2 separate regions of the Homo sapiens genome follow, and region 1 is linked to region 2. A link is a contact called in ENCODE Hi-C or POLR2A ChIA-PET data. All regions are on one chromosome and are shown on one strand. Each heading gives the region's core, a stretch centred on a gene start or an enhancer-like site at or near the end of the contact. The rest is flanking DNA. Distances are from core to core; before and after follow the strand shown.

What was found. Hi-C counts contacts between places; a loop is a spot of excess contacts on that map. ChIA-PET counts read pairs that join two places held with the same protein, here RNA polymerase II (POLR2A). Pooled maps may share reads with other maps.
Region 1: a map with no recorded cell type shows a loop between it and region 2 (5-fold over the local background). The contact joins two enhancer-like sites. A Hi-C loop is called at or near these places in 1 of 168 maps with a recorded cell type or tissue (CD8-positive, alpha-beta T cell), 1 of 37 single-sample maps with no recorded cell type and 3 of 50 pooled maps. POLR2A ChIA-PET finds 5 or more read pairs at or near these places in 3 of 52 experiments (PC-9, activated CD4-positive, alpha-beta T cell and activated naive CD8-positive, alpha-beta T cell).

The regions. Positions count from the first base shown.
Region 1 is chr1:39,188,467-39,196,004 of GRCh38, reverse strand. It overlaps a transcript of MACF1 not described here. Among named protein-coding and RNA genes, the nearest start is that of MACF1, 12 kb to the left of the region's middle. RefSeq lists an enhancer at 3,955-4,497. Within about 2 kb of position 3,329, at least 37 of the 41 ENCODE cell types and tissues checked have a DNase peak (open chromatin) inside an H3K27ac peak, as active enhancers do; they include CD8-positive, alpha-beta T cell, where a contact is called at or near this core.
Region 2 is chr1:37,922,875-37,929,753 of GRCh38, reverse strand. All of the region lies in intron 7 of INPP5B (inositol polyphosphate-5-phosphatase B), which reads left to right. Among named protein-coding and RNA genes, the nearest start is that of INPP5B, 21 kb to the left of the region's middle. RefSeq lists an enhancer at 3,352-3,591. Within about 2 kb of position 3,734, at least 5 of the 41 ENCODE cell types and tissues checked have a DNase peak (open chromatin) inside an H3K27ac peak, as active enhancers do; they include CD8-positive, alpha-beta T cell, where a contact is called at or near this core.

The DNA.
Region 1 (7,538 bases), core at 2,080-4,579, 1.3 Mb before region 2:
TGGAGGAGCAGCAAACAAACTACATCTGACCACAAAGACTATGAATATTGCTCAGACTGTACGAAACCTTGGCAACTGATAACTTACCTCACCTAAATTACCTAATCTGTCTAATCTCAGTCTCCAACTTACCAACCCTGCCCTCGTTCACCACAACAGTAATCTCCTTGAAGCATGTATAATGATTGGCACATTTTAAATGCTTAATAAATGTTTATTTATAACTTCACTGTAAAACTTTACATTTCTCCCTATCAGCAAATTAAATCCAAAACTCTCTGGCTTCACAATATTTCCCTCATTATCCTGGCACGTTTTTCCTTCCCATCTCCAGATATTAAACTCCTATTTCTATAGACCAGCTTAAAGCCAGTACTTCCACAGAATTATCTCCAGTTCCTCCCTCCATCCCAGTGAGAAGTAAACTTCTCCCTCCCTTGAGCTTTTATTATACTTTATCTGTTTCTCTCATAAAGTTTAGCACTTTGTGCTTTATAATACAGCTGAGCACATATTGTTACTCCCTCACTAGACTGTTTTTGAAGCTAGATAAATGTCTGCTCTCCTTTATAAAATCTTAGTCACTAAATAACTATTTGTGGAATGAGCAAATTAATAAATGAATGAGAGGATCTGAGAACTGCTTAAGAGCAAGAATGGGGGCGGGTGCACACTAGAAAGGGCAAAGCTGGGCCCAGTGAATTATGAATACTCCCAAAATATAAACATTTCTTCTGGTAATGCATCTTTTTTGACCACAAAAACATACAACCGAGAACAAGTGCCTGGAAAACCATTCATCTTATGGCAGAAATAACTCAAAATGCTCTTCTAGAGAGGCCTAGTAGGTAACATACACTAACAAGGGTGTCGAACCATCTTTAACAGTGAACTTCCAAATCTACCTGGGAATTTAAAAGAAAAAAGTGTCTCCAAGAACACAAGTGTAAGTTTTGCTTTTCCTTGGAGCTGGAAGGAAGATAGTTTATTAATTCAGAAATTAAACTGCTTGGCTGGGAGCAGTGGCTCACCCCTGTAATCCCAGCGCTTTGAGAAGCTGAGGCAGGAGGACTGCCTGAGGACAGGAGTTTAAGACCACCCTGGGCAACATAGCAAGACCCCATCTCTCCAAAACATAATAACACTTAGCCAGGCCCAGTGGTTACACACCTGTAGTTCTAGCTACTTGGGAGGCTGAGGCAGGAGAATCACTCCAGCCCAGGAGTTTCAGGCCACAGTGAGCTATGATCACACCACTGCACTCCAGCCTAGACAGCAGAGCAAGACAATAGAGAAGGGAAGGGAGGGGAGGGGAGGGGAGGGGAGGGGAGAGGAAGGCAGGGAGAAAGAAATTCCACTTTTGGCTGGGCATGGTGGCTCACGCCTGTAATCCCAGCACATTAAAAGGCTGAGGCGGGGTGGATCACCTAAGGTCAGGAGTTCAAGACCAGCCTGGCCACCCGTCTCTACTAAAATTACAAAAATTAGCCGGGCATGGTGGCATGTGCCTGTAGTCTCAGCTACCTGGGAGGCTGAGTCAGAAGAATCCCTTGAGCCCGGGAGGTGGAGGCTGCAGTGAGCTGAGATCGCGCCACTGCACTCCAGCTTGGGAAACAGAACAAGACTCTATCACAAAAAAAAAAAAAAAAAAAAGAAAAGAAAAGAAAAGAAAAGAAAAGAAAAGAAATTCCACTTCTGGAAATCCCTCCGGATATGGATTCTGCCCAGGATCTAACTCTAGATGGCCTTCCTATCAAGCTCAGCAACTGAAGGTCTTACCCTTAAGAAAGAAAAGGGAAAGTAACACTAAAGAGGAGGGGCAGAAAATAAAGTGAGAGATGCTCTGGTACAGCACTTAGAAAACTCACTCTTGGCCAGGTGTGGTGGCGCATGCCTGTAATCCCAGCACTTTGGGAGGACGAGGTGGTTGGATCACCTGAGGTCAGGAGTTCGAGACCAGCCTGACCAATATGGTGAAACCCCATCTCTATTAAAAATACAAAATTACCCAGGAGTGCCTGTAATCCCAGCTACTTGGGAGGCTGAGGCAAGAGAATTGCCTGAACCCAGGAAGTGGAGGTTGCAGTGAGCTGAGATCATGCCACTGCACCCCAGCCTGGGCAACAACAGCGAAACTGTCTCAAAAAAAGAAAAAAAGAAAAAAGAAAACTCACTCTTAAACCCAAGTGCCTGCCTCTCTCTCTCTCTCTCTCCCTCTCTCTCTTACCAGGGCTGTAAATATAATTTGTGAGCCAAACCTATATTCAAATTCTGATTTCACAATCTCTAGTTGTGTATCTATGAACCAATTACTTAATCTCTTTAATCCATAGTTATCTCATGTCAAAAAGGGATAATAAAATTACCTCTTCACAGTGTTACAGTGAGGATTAAGTGAGAAAATGCATAATATATTTGGCACACAGTAAGCATTAACTATTTAAAAAGCATTAAACATTGACTCATTAATGCCAACTCTTGTTATTATGATTACCACACAAGAGACCTCCTAGCAGGGCATCAAGTCATCCTCAGTGGCAAATGCAAGAAGGTAAGTGAAAGTAATGTGTGGTATTGAACAGCTCAATGACTAAGTCAAATTAGGCTTCGACAGCATTGCTTCAAAAAGGGAAAGGACAAGAATATCTAGTCAACCTCAACAGCCATATTACCATTTTAAGTAATCTCTCTCTCTGGCATTTTGACCCTTTTCCCCAATGAAATAATATCTATCTAGTAAGCTTTTTCCAGGAAACTCTGGTAGCCAACATCTTAAAGAAATGGAGAAAAAAATGATACGAAGAAAAGAAGCCCTGTCTATGGGGACTGTTCCAGAATCTTGCCCAGGATTGTTATTTTTGTCCAGAAATATTCTTTTTTTTTTTAATTTTTGAGATGGAATTTCACTCTTGTTGCCCAGACTGTAGTGCAATGGCACAATCTCGGTTCACTGCAACCTCTGCCTCCCGGGTTTAAGCAATTCTCCTGCCTCAGCCTCCCAAGTAGCTGGGATTACAGGCATGCGCCACCATGCCCGTCTAATTTTTTTGTATTTTTGGTAGAGACGGGGTTTCACCATGTTGGCCAGGCTGGTCTCGAACTCCTGACCTCAGGTGATATCCACCCGCCTCGGGTTACAGGCATGAGCCACTGCGCTTCGCCCATAAAGTTCTTAATACAAGTTCACGCCTTTTGTTTCTGCTCTAATATTTTAAAAAACATAGTACTGAATATACAAAGATGTCACAATAGACAAGGAATCCAGCTCATTTATCACTAGATTAGTGTTTCTCTTATTGAGAGCCTAACCCTCAGTGACCCCTACTGGACAAAGATAGATAGACACAGAAGACTAAGTTTTTAAACAACAAAGAAAACTGTGTTGCTTTTATTCTGATGAAATTCTCACACATGGAACTTTCATTATACAAGTTCAAGCTTGTGTCAAAATCTATATACACCTGTAACATAGAAGGCAACAATGCTATGTCCAGTCAGCTCATTCCTTTTATGGGAAACATTATCACCATAAAGTTGGTTGGCTTCACGGCTGCCTCAACAGGATCGTCAGTATTTATGGTTTTGTGATGAGTCCTTATAGAGAAAATAGCAGACAGAAAAGGAGCAGTCACTGGCACACAACTCCTACCCCTCAGTACCTTGCAATTTTTCCATTCCCCGAGGTGACTCACTCTTAACACAGCCCAGACTACTTGCCAGCAGTCAGGGCCACTATGTGTGCCTGGTGAGTAATGCTTTCCCCAGCGTGCATCCTCCCAGCTGCCTCTGACTGAACAAGTCATAAAAGGAAATCTGGGTAACCATTTTTAAGTTTTTTGTTTTTTTCTTTTTTTGAGACAGAGTCTTGCTGTGTCGCCCAGGCTGGAGTGCAGTGGTGAGATATCGGCTCACTGCAATCTCCACTTCCCAGGTTCAAGCAATTCTTGTGCCTCAGTCTCCTGAGTAGCTGGGATTACAGGCATACACCACCACACCCAGCTAATTTTTGTATGTTTAATAGAAACGGAGTTTCACCATGTTGGCCAGGCTGGTCTCGAACTCCTGGCCTCAAGTGATCCACCTGCTTCGGCCTCCCAAAGTGCTGGGAGCCACCGTGCCTGGCCCAGTTTTAAGAACACATGTCCCATCCTAAACACAAGGATAGCTCCTCTCAGCTCCCTGCAGGGACTCAGAGTTGTAATGAATTCCCTCTAATGGCAGCCAGGTGGCAATGCAGAAACAGGCAAAGGCAGAAAAGCCAATGAGTATGATTAAGCCCTTACTCTCTAAAATCTGGGGACCACAGCTTCTACTTTGGATAAAACAAAAAGTAATGGGCATGAAGCAGAGCCATCTGCTATCACACAGCATCACACCCTGTGGCACAGCCCTGATGAAAAGCCCAATCTCAGAAGAAGGAGGCAGCCTCTTAAGTATCTGTCCATCCATCCTTAGGTGTCCCAAGTAGTGGATGAGGAAAACGACAGCATCTGTTTTTTTGATTAGTGACTGGCACATTAATTGAAAAATGGACAACAGTTGTAGTTAAACTTTCTCCCAATAGATGTTCCTGGAGTATCTAATCCTTCAGACATGAATCTATGGAGTTAGTGCAAACATTTTGGAAACAGCTGCCAAGAGCTAGGTAAGTGAGAGAAGTGGAGGAAGGTCTTTGACACAGACAATTTACTTCAAAGCTATCTTAAGCAATAATAATTCCTGATAAATTGTCAAACAGGAAAACTTTAAGTAGGACCCAACTGGGCCTGTACTTTACTGCTAGGTTAAAAAAAAAAAAAAAAAAAGAAAGAAAGAATCACCCCAAATACATCATATCCAGTGAATTTTTAAAATTTTCTTAAAAATCAGAGCACCTTCAATACAGTTGCCTACATTTTTTCCCTACCTATAATCCTTGGGTCTCTGATGCTCATATATGCCTGGGAAGAAAACTATTATCCAGCTTAGTTTTTGTTGTTGTTGTTTTGGGGTTTTTTTGTTTGTTTGTTTTTGAGACACAGTCTCACTCTGTCACTCAGGCTGGAGTGCAGTGGTGCGATCTCAGCTCACTGCAAACTCCACCTCCCAGGTTCAAGCGATTCTCGTGCCTCAGCCTCCCAAGTAGCTGGGATTACAGGCACACCACCACGCCCGGCTAATTTTTGTATTTTTAGTAGAGACGGGGTTTCGCCATGTTGGCCAACCCAGTCTCAAACTCCTGGCCTCAAGTGATCCACCTGCCTCGGCCTCCCAAAGTGCTGGAATTACAGGCCACCGCACCACCTCCAGCTCAGTTTTTGACAAAATCCAGAATACTCAAGATCCTGATTTTTATCAAAAAGAGAGAGAAAGAGAAAAAGAGAGACAGCACAAGGCGGTGGCTCACGTCTGTAATCGCAGTACTTTGGGAGGCCGAGAGGGCAGATTTCTTGAGCCCAGGAGTTCGAGACCACCCTGGGCAACATGGCAAAACCCTGTTGTTATGAAAAAATACAATAAGTTAGCTGGGTGTGGGGATGCACATCTGTAGTCCCAGCTACTCACGCCACTACACTTCAACCTGGGTGACAAAGCAAGATTCCATCAAAAAAAAAAAAAAAAAACAAAAACAAACACACACACACACACACACACAAAAGAAGAGAAAGAAAGAAAGAAAAGACAAGAAAAGAGAAAGGAAGAGAGAGGAGAGGGGCGGGGAGGGGAGGAAAAAAGAAAGAAAGAAGAGAGAGAGGCAGCGAAGGAGGGAGAAAAGAAAAGAAATTACCTATGGCATACCTAATTACTAAAACCAAAAAGATATTGACAAAAATTTTCAACAAGAATGAAACAAAAAGCACTCTCTGGTTAACCTTTGATAAACCAGAATATCTAAATAAGCACATATCAGATTTTATCAATGCATTTAGACATTACAGAACTAGAGACGATTATAGGTCCAGTTCTGTTCTTGGCTTATTAAATGACTTCAGGATCGTTTAACTACACTGGATCTGTTTACTCATTCATAAAATGAGTTCACATTCTAGATCTCTAAATTCTTTTCCAGCTCTAAAATTCTGTGGTTCTGTGAAATATTTAGTTGCCTAGGTACTATGTTGATTGTTATCAATAACAAAAAAAATTACAAAGCCAGTCTTATGCTACTATCCTTTAAGAGCTTACAATCTAACTGGAGAAATATGTATACAGATAGTCTTAACATAAAGCAGTACAGGCTGTGTCAGGAGGGCAAGACTATAAGAACTCAGTGAATGGAACTTCAGAAATTCAGTCAATGAAATGGTCATTTCCTGTTGGGGAAGTCAAAAAAAAGGCTTCCATAGATAAGAAATATAACCTGGGACTAGAAGAATGTATAGGATTTCAACAGTCTGAAATAAGAAGAGTAAACACTCCAGGAGGAGAGATAGCATGAGGAAGAGAATGAAAAACAGAAAGTACAAGTGACACTAGAATGAACCACAGGGTTTGTGTATTTGGGTTGGGGTTGAGGAGGCTCAGAGAGAGGTAAGTAAATTGGGAAGATTAACTTCTGCCAACTTTGGGGTATCCATCACAAATTTAATAAGCACATTTAGCTCCCTTTCAGAAACCTCAGAAAAGTGACAGTAAGAGAATTAAAATGGCACAAACCCACAGAAAATAAGAATAAGAAATAGCAACAAAAGTTTGATACACTGGAGTGTGGATAAACAAATGGTCGAAAACTTAAATGTCAGCTTTCTTTCTCTCTGCTAAGTGCCTGCAGGAAATGGGCAACAATAAGAAACAAGGTAAATTGTACTGCAGAATCCCAGAAAGGCTCAGAAATTGGAAGCACCAGGAACCTCTGAAGACTTGGTAGGAGAAGGCATGCTGCAGAGTAAGGCTGAAAACAAGATTGGTTGGAAGTCTTCAGGCCCGTGTGAGGTCAGGAGCCAGGTGTCTCAGTGAAAACAGGGATATTAAATGAAATCTGACAATGGGCCGGGCATGATGGCTCACGCCTATAATCCTAACACTTTGGGAGGCCGAAGCAGGTGGATCACCTGAGCTCAAGAGTTCGAGACCAGCCTGGCCAACATGGTGAAACCCCGCCTCTACTAAAAATACAAAATTAGCTGGGTGTGGTGGCACGCACCTGTAATCCTAGTACTTTGGGAGGCAGAAACAGGTGGATCACCTGAGCTCAGGAGTTCGAGACCAGCCTGGCCAACATGGTGAAACCCCGCCTCTACTAAAAATACAAAATTAGCCAGGCATGGTGGCAAACACCTGTAATCCCAGCTACTTGGGAGGCTGTGGCAGGAGAATTGCTTGAACCTGGGAGGCAGAGGTTGCACTCCAGCCTGAGTGACAGGGTGAGACTCCGTCTCAATCAATCAATCAATCAATCAATAAACTTTGACAATGAACGATGAGGCCCTTCCAGACTGGCCAATTGCTCCACTTGGCCCAGAGCTCTAGCTACCAGAATTGGCCCCCAGATGGGAGACTGGCCAGTCTTTCCTGGGGAAACCAACCTCCTCTACCTGGTTATTCATTAGGAGTATACC
Region 2 (6,879 bases), core at 2,485-4,984:
TCGAAAAAAAAAAAAATTTTTCTCTTAAAATACCTACAGTAAGTGGGGTGACACTATTAATTGCTAAGTTGCTCCTGCTAAAATTGGTAAGAAATGGTATCAAGCCCCTCAGTTCTATTTGGGTCATCTGTTTCCAGAGTTATTATGGCCTCAGAGGAGAGTTACATCTTCTATAACAGGTAGGAAGAACCCTTTGGGCTGCCTTTGGATGTCGATACAGGCCCCAAGGGAAACAGAGTAGTAGATTGTTTTTTCCTATATGCATATGATCAAAATACCCACTTTTTGATAGCCTAGAGAACCCAAAGCAAACAGTTGCTTAAAAATGCTGTTTCTGGCTGGGCACGATGACTCATGCCTTTAATCCCAACACTTTGGAAGGCTGAGGCGGGCGGATCATGAGGTCAGGAGTTCGAGACCAGCCTGGCCAACATGGCGAAACCCTGTCTCTACTAAAAATACAAAAATTAGATGGGTGTAGTGGCACATGGCTATAATCCCAGGTACTTGGGAAGCTGAGGTAGGAGAATCGCTTGAACCCAGGAGGCAGAGGTTGCAGTGCGCTGAGATCGTGCCACTGCACTCCAGCCTGGGAGACAGAGCGAGACTCCATCTCAAAAAAAAAAAAATTTTTTTTTATCTTATCGTAATACCTACAGTAAGTGACTGGGTGACACTGTTAATTGCTAAGTTGCTGCTGCTAAAATTGGTAAGAAATGGTATCAAGCTCTCCAGTTCTGTTTGGGTCATCTCTGTTTCCAGAGTTGTTCTGGCCTCAGAGGAGAGTTACATCTTCTATAACAGGTGGGAAGAACCCTTTGGGCTGCCTCTGGATGTCGATACAGGCCCCAAGGGAAACGGAGTAGTAGATTTGTTTTTTCCTATATGCATATGATCAAAATACCCACTACTTGATAGCCTAGAGAAACCAAGGCAAATGGTTGCTTAAAAATGCTGTTTTTGGCTGGGCGCGGTGGCTCATGCCTAATCCTAGCACTTTGGGAGGCCGAGGTGGGCGGATCACAAGATCAGGAGTTCAAGACCAGGCTGGGCAACATGACGAAATCCTGTCTCTACTAAAAATATAAAAATTAGGCCAGGCACAGTGGCTTATGCCTGTAATCCCAGCACTTTGGGAGGCTGAGGCAGGCGGATCACAAGGTCAGGAGATCAAGACCATCCTGGCTAACACGGTGAAACCCCATCTCTACTAAAAATACAAAAAAAATTAACTGGGCATGGTAGTGTGCGCTTATAGTCCCAGCTACTCGGGAGTCTGAGGCAGGAGAACCGCTTGAACCTGGGAGGCAGAGGTTGCAGTTAGCCGAGATCGCGCCACTGCACTCCAGCCTGGGCGAGACTCCATCTCAAAACAAAACAAAACAAAACAAAAAAACCCCAAAAAAACAGAACTTAGCTGAGCATGGTGGCAGGCACCTGTAATCCCTGCTACTTGGGAGGCTGAGGCAGGAGAATCAGTTGAACCCGGGAGGTGGCGATTGCAGTGAGCTGAGATCGCGGCATTGCACTCCAGTCTGGGTGACAAGAGCAAGACTCTGTCCCCTCAGAAAAAAAAAAGCTGTTTTTGATTCACGGCAGGAGAAACAAAGGCACCCCTCAGGAGCTGGCAGTCTGACTGAGAGGGGTCTGATAATACGTAGATAGAGGTAAGAGAGTATAGGGTTGGCCCAGCAGGACAGTGTTCCTTGTAGCGTGAGCCAAGGGCATAGAGCACCTTTGAGGCCCAGGCATTTTGGGGGATAGGTGAATCTGGTCTTCATTCTTTGCCTTTGCATTAATAGAGATAGGAATGATCTTTGATGATTCTTTCAAAATGTCCTTTCTTTTCTTTGATTTGTCTCTGCTGAATTCAGGAGTGTTAGGCTGAGCTTGGTAGAGATTATAGTAGAAAAATGAGGCCGGGCGCAGTGGCTCACGCCTGTAATCCCTGCACTTTGGGAGGCCAAGGAGGGCGGATCACGAGGTCAGGAGATTGAGACCATCCTGGCTAACATGGTGAAACCCCGTCTCTACTAAAAATACAAAAAAATTAGCCGGGCATGGTGGTGGGCGCCTGTAGTCCCAGCTACTCGGGAGGCTGAGGCAGGAGAATGGCGTGAACTTGGGAGGCAGAGCTTGCAGTGAGCTGAGATTGCGCCACTGGACTCCAGCCTTGGTGACAGAGCGAGACTCTGTCTCAAAAAAAAAAAAAAAGAAAGAAAAAGAAAAATGAAATGGAGCTAGTTTCAGACTGGAATCCACGTCTTCAGGTTCAGACCAGTGTCTAGGAGGTAACTTGTGGTGTTGAAGTCAGGTAATGCTTTTGGTTGAGTGGCAGCTTGTTCACGTGATTCTCTTGCCAAGCCCAGCTTGCACTGACTTTAGATTGGTAGTTGAATCGGTAGATTGGTAGGAGTCTTTCTGCTCCTGCACTTATTTAACTGCTCCTTTTTTTTTTTGAGACGGAGTCTTGCTGTGTCACCAGGCTAGGAGTGCAGTGGCACGATCTTGGCTCACTGCAACTTCCACCTCCCGGGTTCAAGTAATTCTCCTGCCTTAGCCTCTCTAGTAGCTGGGACTACATACATGCACCTGCACGCCACCACACCCAGCTAATTTTTGTATTTTTAGTAGGGATGGTGTTTCACCTTGTTGGCCAGGATGGTCTCCATCTCCTGACCTTGTGATCTGCCCGCCTGGGCCTCCCAAAGTGCTGAGATTACAGGCGTGAGCCACCGCGCCTGGCCTCACTGTTCTTAACATCTTTTTTCTTTTCTTTTTTTTTCTTCCTAACCACTAGATGACCAGGGATGCTGTTAACTTCCTTTTGCAGCTTTTTCTTTCCTTAAAAAGAGTGAAGTCTGATTTGGGAGAAATACCTCATTATTTCCATCTAGCAACTGAAGTTGCTCTTATTCAGAAAACCCCATTGAGGATCCTGTACAGGGCCCAGTACTTATCCAAGTCAGTCTGTAAAATGTTCACCTGCATTGCATCCTGGGTACATGCAAAACCTGGAGCTGTGTTCTGGAGGGTTTTGAACTATGCACTAAAAAGGAAATGGCTACTCAGAAGTCCCACAGGGGCCATTCTGGGCTATTTTAACAAAGCAGTAATAGCAAATACATTTTGTTTTTTTTTAATCCAAAGTTGATTAGAAATGAGCCAGCTTCGCCGGGTGTGGTGGCTCAAGCCTGTAATCCCAGCACTTTCAGAGGCCGAGGTGGGCGGATCACAAGGTCAGGAGTTCAAGACCATCCTGGCCAACGTGGTGAAACCCCATCTCTACTAAAATATAAAAAATTAGCTGGGCGTGGTGGCGTGCGCCTGTATCCCAGCTACTTGAGAGGCTGAAGCAATCACTTGAACCTGGGAGGCGGAGGTTGCAGTGGGCTGAGATCACGCCACTGCATGCCAGCCTGACGACAGTGAGACTCCGTCTCAAAAAAAAAAAGAAATGAACCAGCTTTGTAGTAACTCAAATTTACAAGGGGATGTGTTTAAGTATTTTTTCTTCTGGACCCAGGAAACAAAGTATTAAAGTCTGTCATGCCAGTGAAAGGAAATGAATGCTATTTATATCTCAGGGTAACATAAAGGGTAACCTAGTTTACCAGAGTAGAAGCCAGAGAGCATGTTAGCAAAATAGCCCCCGGGGTGGTTTTCTCTCTCACTCTCTCTTTCATCTTGTTTTGTCAGTACTAATAGGTAAAACTTGTGTGACCAACATATCCTTTTAGCATGGAGAAAATAAATTTGCTTTTGTTTATCTTAGAGAACAAATATTGCCCATCATTTCCACCGTTGTGGGAAGCTCTGCAGGCTCCTAAGTAACTTATTTTAAGTCACTTTGTTTCCTTAAACAAAAGAGAACTGTATTCGTTTTTCTTCTTCCTTTTGTTGTTCCCCTCTCCATTTTCCTTCTTTGGGCCATTTAATCCAGTTTTATGTTTCTAGTACAAGAGAACCCCCTAAAGATTCTTTTTTTCTTCTGAAAACAGTTTGTTTTGGAATTCTGCAGTTATTGTTGAGAGCAAGTGAGGTGACCCACAAACACTCAGTTAGAAGTGGAGCTTTGAACAGAAAAATCCTCAGGGAGGGACAGTTCAGGAAGAGGGAGGCATCAATATATTTATTAGAGGAAAGATACTGTACTGTTGGAGGATAGATGCTAGCTGACTTGCATGTTTTTCTTTGCTACTTAAAATATACTGTTAGCCCGGCACAGTGGTGCGCACCTGTAGTCCCAGCTACTCGGAGGCTGAGGCAGGAGTCTTGCTTGAGGAGTTCCAGACCAGCCTGGGCAACATAGTGATATCTCTAAATTTAAATAGATAAATATATAAAATAAATTACGCTCTAACAGTTTTGTTATTGGTGATCCATACATGAACTGAAGCTAGCAAATATGAATGAGAAGAGACTTTCTTTCTTGGAATGCCAATGATGAGAATTTAAACAAAGTGGATGTCAAGAGGCCTGGACATTTTTCTTTTTCTTTTCTTCATGGTTCCTTGGTGCACTATTACTTTCTCTTTTTGTTTTTATTTATTTTTATTTTTATTTTATTTTATTTTTTTGAGACGGAGTCTCACTCTGTCACCCAGGCTGGAGTGCAGTGGTGTGATCTCTGCTCACTGCAGCCTCCACCTCCTGGGTTTAAGCAGTTCTCCTGCCTCAGCCTCCCAAGTAGCTGAGATTACAGGCATGTGCTAACATGTCTGGCTACTCTTTGTATTTTCAGTAAAGACGGGGTTTCAACATGTTGGCCAGGCTGATCTTGAACTCCTGATTTCAGGTGATCTGCCCACCTTGGCCTCCCAAAGTGCTGGGATTATAGGCGTGAGCCATCATGCCTGGACTAATTTTTATATTTTTAGTAGAGACAGGGTTTCACCATGTTGGCCAGGCTGGTCTTGAACTCCTGACCTCAAGTGATTCAGCCTGCCTTGGCCTCCCAAAGTGCTGGCATTACAGGTGTGAGCCACCATGCGCAGCCTCTTTTTGTTTTTAGAGACGAGATCTCCCTGTGTTGCCCAGGCCGGTCTCAAACTCCTGACCTCAAGTGATCTTCCCGCCTCTGCCTCCCAAAGTGCTGGGATTACAGGCATGAGCCACCGCGCTTGACCTCTTTGTACGATATTAAACGTGTGTCTCAACTTTCCTCTTATGTCTTTAAAATGGGAGTGAATGTTTGCCTCCTGGAAAGTCACACAGGACTTAAGCAATGCTAATTATTTAGACGTGCTTTCATTTGGGAAATACAATTAGAAATGGGAAATGCTGGCCAGCAGCGGTGGCTCATGCCTGTAATCCCAGCACTTTGGGAGGCTGAGGTGGGCGGGTCACTTGAGGCCAGGAGTTTGAGATCAGCCTGGTCAACATGGCGAAACCCTGTTTCTACTAAAAATACAAAAATTAGCCCGGCAGGGTGGCACATGCCTGTAGTCCCAGCTAGTCAAGAGGCTGAGGTACGAGAATCGCTTGAACCCCAGAGGTGGAGGTTGCAGTGAGCCGAGATCACGCCACTGCACTCCAGCCTGGGCAAGAGCGAGACTCTGTCTCAAAAAAAAAAAAGAAAAAGAAATGGTAAATGCTCACCTCTGAGAACTGAGAACCTGGCTGCTGTCTTCAGGGTCTATCCTAGGGGGATTTCTTCCTGATAAGAACTGCATTGGCTGGGCACAGTGGCTCAGGCCTGTAATCTCAGCACTTTGGGAGGCTGAGGCAGGTGGATCACCTGAGGTCAGGAGTTTGAGACCAGCCTGGCCAACATGGTGAAAACCTGTCTTTACTAAAAATACAAAAATTAGCCAGGTGTGGTGGCTTGCGTCTGTAATCTGCGTGCCACTTGGGAAGCTGAGACAGAAGAATCACTTGAACCCTGGAGGCAGAGGTTGCAGTGAGCAGAGATCACGCCACTGCACTCCAGCCTGGGCGACACAGCGAGACTCCATCTCAAAAAAAAAAAAGAACTGCACTTACTCCTTTCCTCCCTCCATTTTCATATTTCTGAATGCAGTCACTAACAACCTCAGGGTATCCTTGACTCTTCCCTCTGCTCTCATGTCTAATAAGCAAATTCTGTTCATTTTTTTTTTTCTGCAGTGCCTCTCCTATCTACCCACATTTCAAAATCCCCCTTATTCATGTTGGTATCCTCTTAGCTGAACTGTTGCAGTAGTCTTCTTGTAAGTCTTCCCAACCTCAAGTTTCCCTCTCCTTTAGGGATCTCCTTAGAACATAACTTTGATCGTATTCTACTATTTTGTATGTGAACTTCAATATTGTACCACTCCCTGTTGCCTATAGAATAAAGCTCAAATTCCTTAGTATAGTGGTCAAGTCCTGCACTGCCTGACCTCAGCCTGCTTCTCTGTCTGGTCTTATCTGCTACAACTTATCTTCATTTCCTTTTACTTCAAACTTGACTGCTTATTATTTCTGGATAAAGCCCTGTACTTTTTCACCTATTTGTTGACTTCTCATTCAGCTACATTTTTGTAAGCTTGAACTTGCTGCTTTTAGCATTTTGCATTCTCTCTCCTTCCCAAATGACAGCCGAATGCCTTGTACATCAGTAGGTGCTCAAAAAATGTCTGTCTCTGGTTGAATTGTAGAGACCCATACAATTTCTAGCCCAAGGTGCTTTGTGGCCTCAACAACTCCTGCCCCCTTCCTCTTTGAGCATGCTCTGCATCTCTGTGTTGCCCTCCCCGCTTCCTGGTTTGCTCTTGCCCACTTCTCTTTTAGCTTTATCACCAGACCACAGACAGTTCACAGAAGGCCCACTGAAGGGAAGCCTGAGAAGGAAAAATTCAAGTCATCTCTCCAGGGGCCTATCACCACTAACCAACCTGTTGCCGTAAAGTAATTGCA